2 separate regions of the Homo sapiens genome follow, and region 1 is linked to region 2. The links are chromatin contacts, found by Hi-C in ENCODE. All regions are on one chromosome and are shown on one strand. Each heading gives the region's core, a stretch centred on a gene start or an enhancer-like site at or near the end of the contact. The rest is flanking DNA. Distances are from core to core; before and after follow the strand shown.

Region 1 (2,700 bases), core at 60-2,559, 2.6 Mb after region 2:
TCAAAACCGTAGTGATCAAATGAAAGACGCATTGCCTTCCTGGAATAGTGGAGGAATATGACTCAATCCTTTCAGGGCAGTTCCCCCACTGCAGGTCCCCAGCCTGGCTGGTCCCAGCAGGTGAGGGGCTGATAAAGGAGTTGAGCTGACCGCCCCTCCCCAACCCTCAAACAGGGCTTTATGATATTGCATTTTAAAAAGAGATTTATTGATGATTTTTTTTAAGTTTGAAGACCACTGTGCTCCTTGAAAATGCTCGGGCAGACTGAGAAAATCTTGATTTTTTGTTGTTGTGACTTCATTAGACTAGCCTATTTCCTTCATAATATCTGCCAGACTGGAGAATATTCCACATTTACGTGGTAACTCCTCCCAACAAATTATTTTATATCTGCCCAACAGAGAAGCAAAGTATAAGACATGAGTCGTAATGCAATTATAAGGCATCTTGGGAAAGGAAATAAAAGAAGAAAATGAAAGCCGAACTTTATTCTGGGATGGCTTTTGCTTAATATCAGCAACAGTATATCAAAACAACTAAAAAATCCCCTTTTCACACAATTTTTTTTACCATATATCGCCAGTTTGGTGGAGTTGGGGAGAAATTTTGTATGTTGTGTGTGTTTTACGTTGTAACAGGCTGTTGTTTCAAGAACTACATTGGTGTATGATGTCATGATTTACAAAATGTTTCACACACATTATTTGTGGGTATACATTGTTTAATGCATTTAATAGAATAAACATTCACTTTTAACAATATCTTTGTCTCTATTAACATTTCAGCTTAGCATCAAAGTGGTATGATGGTAATTGTTTAACAACTGGCTCCTTCTTCCACATACCCCTCCCCCTCAGAAAAAGCCCTGACTGAAGATTTCCATATGTAAACATCCCTGCCATAGTTGATTGCAAGCTACCAATGCATCGCTCAAATAGGAGTCAGGATGTGCACAATCAGCTCTTGCAAGTAAATTGGAGTGAGCTCCAGAATATCACTCAGTTTAACATTCAAGCTTCCTGTTTGTGGAGACGGATCCCTAGAAGGCTTAACTAGCAGAAAAACATCACCCTTGGAAGAAACATCGCAGTGATACTATGAAGCCCAAACCAGTTTTCACAGGAGTTATGTGATGTAGTGGATACAGTGTTCCGCCAAGTTGCTCTCAGGTCCTCTTTGCTGTTTCTGGCTTCAGTGTGCCTTAACCTCCAACAAATGACACTTGTTACTCTGCTTTGGAAGCAGCCCTCAAGGCTCTGAACATGCTGGCTCCGCCCTTACGTGGTGCTCAGCCAATGACTGATTGGGGGCGGGACCAAGCAAGCCCAGCTGCCTCTCTTACGTGCTTCCCTGCGGGGTTAGAATCCTGAGACTTAGCTTGGAATCACACCCTCGGTTCCCTCACTCTTTTCTGTTTGTCCAAAGAGTGTTTCTCCAGCAAATCACTCACACATGAATCCTCATCTCAAGGTCTGCTTCTGATGCTAAACTATTAAATCGACAGAAATGTGAGGAGTTCTTACTCATGTTTTCTAAAGCTCTGGCTCCGGGGTGTTCCCAAGATAATAGAGGGCTGTTTGATCATCCTACCACTTTCTGATGACTCCCAAGCATGGGAGTGGCATTTCAAAAGATGCACAGTGAGAAAGGTATGCCATAATATGGGGGAATTCTACTTATATCATAAACTAACTAGATCTTTTCTGGCTAAGAAAAAAGGATCTCTGCTCTCTGTGGAAAAGATTCCATTTGTTTTTGGAAACGCATCCTGTAACTAAGTGGAAAGATCCACTGTGCTTGTAAAGATGATGCCAACTGAACAATCTGTAACAAGAAATGTCTACGTAACAAAGCAAAGGAAAGACACAGGTATTGACGCCTGGAGACTCTCTTTGGTTTCACACACACACACAAAACGAAGAACCCAGAGGAATGTTTGTGTTCCCAGACTAAAACATAAAAATCCTACTACCAGAAAATTTTTAAAAGTTCTTCACAACCGGGGATGAGCATTCTTTCACTGTGTAAAGCACACACCTGTTGGTATCCTTACTTGACTGACTGAAGAAATGTGGGTGAAATAATGCCTTTACTTTCTGTGCAAATCATAAAACTGAAATAGGGTGAAATACACTGTGTGATTAGAAAATGGGAAATACAGAAGACCCTTTTACATTCTCATCTGTCAGGCTTTCATTGTCCTCTGGAAGAGGAAATGTTAAATTCTCATATAGCTTCTAAAGAACAGATAAATGCAGTCCAAAAATAAAGCAGTTGCTTCTAGGCAAGGATAAAAATATGAATAAATTGGAAATATTGCAGAAGTTTGTAATTTGTGTTTGCACATGAATTACCATAATTATTGAAAAAAAGCAGTCCAAACATAAATTCTGAAGCCATGCATTCTCAGACACCTTGCAAATTACCATCTAAAGATAGAGCATAAGGGGTTAAATCTTGAGACATTCTTTTTTATTTTACTGATGTAAAATCACTCCACCTAATTATAAAGTTTTCCCATTTGAGGAAAGCAATGATTTCAAAGGAAAGATCTTTAAAGTGCCACAGATTGGAAATAGATTAGCAAGGAACATAAATTGATAGAAAAATTTTAATATCATGCTAACTTTGTACATAATGGTGATGAGGAAAAGAACTGCAAAAGGGTGCCAAGGTTGTAAAATTAATTACAGACTTTA
Region 2 (2,719 bases), core at 198-2,697:
AAATTATTCTTAACTTCTCTCTCCTCACTCCTGGAGAGCCAACCACCAAGTCCTGTTGGTGCCACCTTCTAAACATCTCTGGAATCTTTTTTTCTCATCATTACATTCTCTACACTAGTTCAAGCTACCATTATCTGTCACACAGATTATGGACTATTGCAATGGCCCCTTGATAGGTCTTTCCCCTCTCACGCTTATCCCTTCTAATCAATTATTCACAAAGCAATCATTTAAAAACACAACCTTCCCAAGCTCTCAACATAAAACCCATGATGTTTAAGCGGTTATTGGCCCAGCAGATCTGATCCCCACCTTGCTCTCCCTTTTACTTTCCAGCCACACTAGACCTCATACAGCTCCCTCGGGTTTTCAATAGCTTCAGACCTTCACGTGTTATTACCTCCGCCCTGTACACCTGCATCCTCCGTTTTCACCTGGTTAATGTCCGCTCCTCCTTCAGAGCTAGTGTAACTTCCGGTGGAGCCTTCTCCTATGATTTCTAGTCCCAATTATTAATACTTGCTTGATCATTTGATTAATGCTTTAAGCTACGTATGAGATTGGAGAGGGTTCAGAGTGTACATTTTATCCCAATCCCCCCACCCTCCCCCGCAAAGCCTGTCCTATGGAAGTCCTTCGGGTAAAAAAAACAACGAAGAAAACAAAACAAAAGACAAATGAAAATTCGACTGGGGTAGTGGGAAAGATTATCTGTAGCTACACGACCATTGAAAACACATTTTAAAGATGCAATTTGGGACCAGGGACGGGGGATAGTGGCGTGTTGGAAAGGTCTTTGTGGCGACGAACTTTCAACCGAGGGCCAGGATCTGAGGGTTCAGAAATACACTGCCAGGACTATTATCACCTTTAAGTCATTTACTAGTTTTTAACTTCTGCTTGTCTGCGACAGCGTAACACAGGAAGCAGCTGCAGTCTTCTCAAACCGCAGCCGCTGACCTTAGCGGCAAGAGGCCCGACCTGCCCTCCAGGCGCCCGGCGCTCGGCTCCCAGAGGCGCCGCGCAGCTCCCTCAGCGGCAGTCACAGCTGGCCAGCGCGCACCCGGCACGCGCGCCCCCAGGGCCTCTGCGCGCGGACCCGGCTCTCAGGCGCCGCGGGAGAGGCCCCCTACTCACGGAGCGCGCGGCCCGTGCGCCCACGCTCCGACCGCATTCCTCAGTACGTGGCACCCTTGGAAAGTGCCTGTCTGGTCAATCGAAGAGTCCTCGTTTCGACCAAAAAAATTCCCCTCAGAAATATGCATGGCACGGCAATGAAGGCATTTCACTATGAAGTGGAATGATGATGGTCCGACCAGGTCAGGACGAACATATGAGGGGTTAGATCTAAGCAGGCACTATTAAAGACAGTCGCATCCGGGCCCTCCTGCCGCAAGCTGCCCTCCCAGCCAAGGGTCCTTCAGGTAGGAGGTCCTGGGTGACTTTGGAAGTCCGTAGTGTCTCATTGCAGATAATTTTTAGCTTAGGGCCTGGTGGCTAGGTCGGTTCTCTCCTTTCCAGTCGGAGACCTCTGCCGCAAACATGCTCCGCCAGATCATCGGTCAGGCCAAGAAGCATCCGAGCGTAAGTTCGTGACCGCTCTCCTAATGTTTTCCCTTGTCCTTCTTGCGTCGGGGTGCGCCTCTTTCTGTTCCCTGGGAACGTCCTCATTTACAGCCACTTACCGTCCGTCAGACCAGACCCTGCCTCGCCTAGTGTTTGTCATCTTAGTTGTCCCAGGCCTCTGTGACCCTCTACGCCATGCATTGTGGGGTTTTGTCTGACAGGAGGAAGGAGACGGACACTGCTCGGAAAAAAAACCTAGTTTTTTCTAGTTAGTGAATATTGGAACAGTCTGGTGGCCGCTCTCTTTTGCAGGTTGTGCGGTCCAGGAGGGATAGATGTGCGCTGTGTGGGTCAGAGACTAGCATAGGTCAGGTTCCCTATGTGTTATACCATCTCTGGAGGTTCTTGTATTCGCCGCATTGCACCACCAGGCCTTTTGGTAAATAAGAGGGGTCCGTGATCTTGGAATCCTCACTTTGTCTGGACGTCGTTGCTTTTGGGAAAATTTCGAAGTGTGGAAATTGCAGTTAAGTTCTTTGGCATCTCATTTTTCCTCAGCACATCAATGTGCTGTAGAGCTAAAAGTCTATGCAATCTTTAATCTGTCTTAAATCCGGTTCCCTAAATACGCAGCAAGCATTGGTAGCATTACGTTTTCAGAGATAATGCTTAAAGCCAGTATTTGTAATAGATACGTTTACTTATTCAGATTCTATTTTTCATACATCTTTATAGAGGCACCCTTAAATAATTTGCAAAGAATTTGTTTTTCAAGCCCCAGGATAAAGGAAGCCAGAAAATTTAATGGGAATGACATGTAAATATTAGAGAGGTGAAGAAGACTCGATACATTTTCTTGGAAATTTAAAAATGTACCTATAATTTGCTCCACATTAAAAAGTAAGACACTTAAACCAGAGTCATCTTAACATCCTTTCCAAATTCCATTTCTTTCTTTAGAACACAGTTATAAGAAATCTTACCTCAATGTAAGATCTACTTTATTTAAATTTTAAGACAAAACAGTCCAATAACAGTTTGAGACTTGGAAATCAATGTGCAGAAACTACTGTAATCTCTCGTTGGCCAGTGTTTTAAGTATTTGAAGATGGTTATTCTATTTTGTGTTTGGTTTAGTTGATCCCCCTCTTTG

What was found. Hi-C counts contacts between places; a loop is a spot of excess contacts on that map. Pooled maps may share reads with other maps.
Region 1: a pooled map shows a loop between it and region 2 (4-fold over the local background). The contact joins the enhancer-like site here to the promoter of COXFA4 in region 2. A Hi-C loop is called at or near these places in 2 of 50 pooled maps.

Annotation. Positions count from the first base shown.
Region 1 is chr7:8,388,665-8,391,364 of GRCh38, reverse strand. No RefSeq gene overlaps it. Among named protein-coding and RNA genes, the nearest start is that of NXPH1, 44 kb to the left of the region's middle. Within about 2 kb of position 1,309, at least 2 of the 41 ENCODE cell types and tissues checked have a DNase peak (open chromatin) inside an H3K27ac peak, as active enhancers do.
Region 2 is chr7:10,938,881-10,941,599 of GRCh38, reverse strand. It overlaps COXFA4 (cytochrome c oxidase associated subunit FA4), which reads left to right and starts at 1,447. Exons shown (of 4, transcript NM_002489.4): 1 at 1,447-1,584; 2 at 2,704-2,719. The coding sequence starts at 1,543. It overlaps LOC107986767 (a long non-coding RNA gene), which reads right to left and starts at 1,344. Exons shown (of 3, transcript XR_001745091.3): 1 at 869-1,344. RefSeq lists a silencer at 915-1,164 and enhancers at 390-1,310, 1,195-1,464.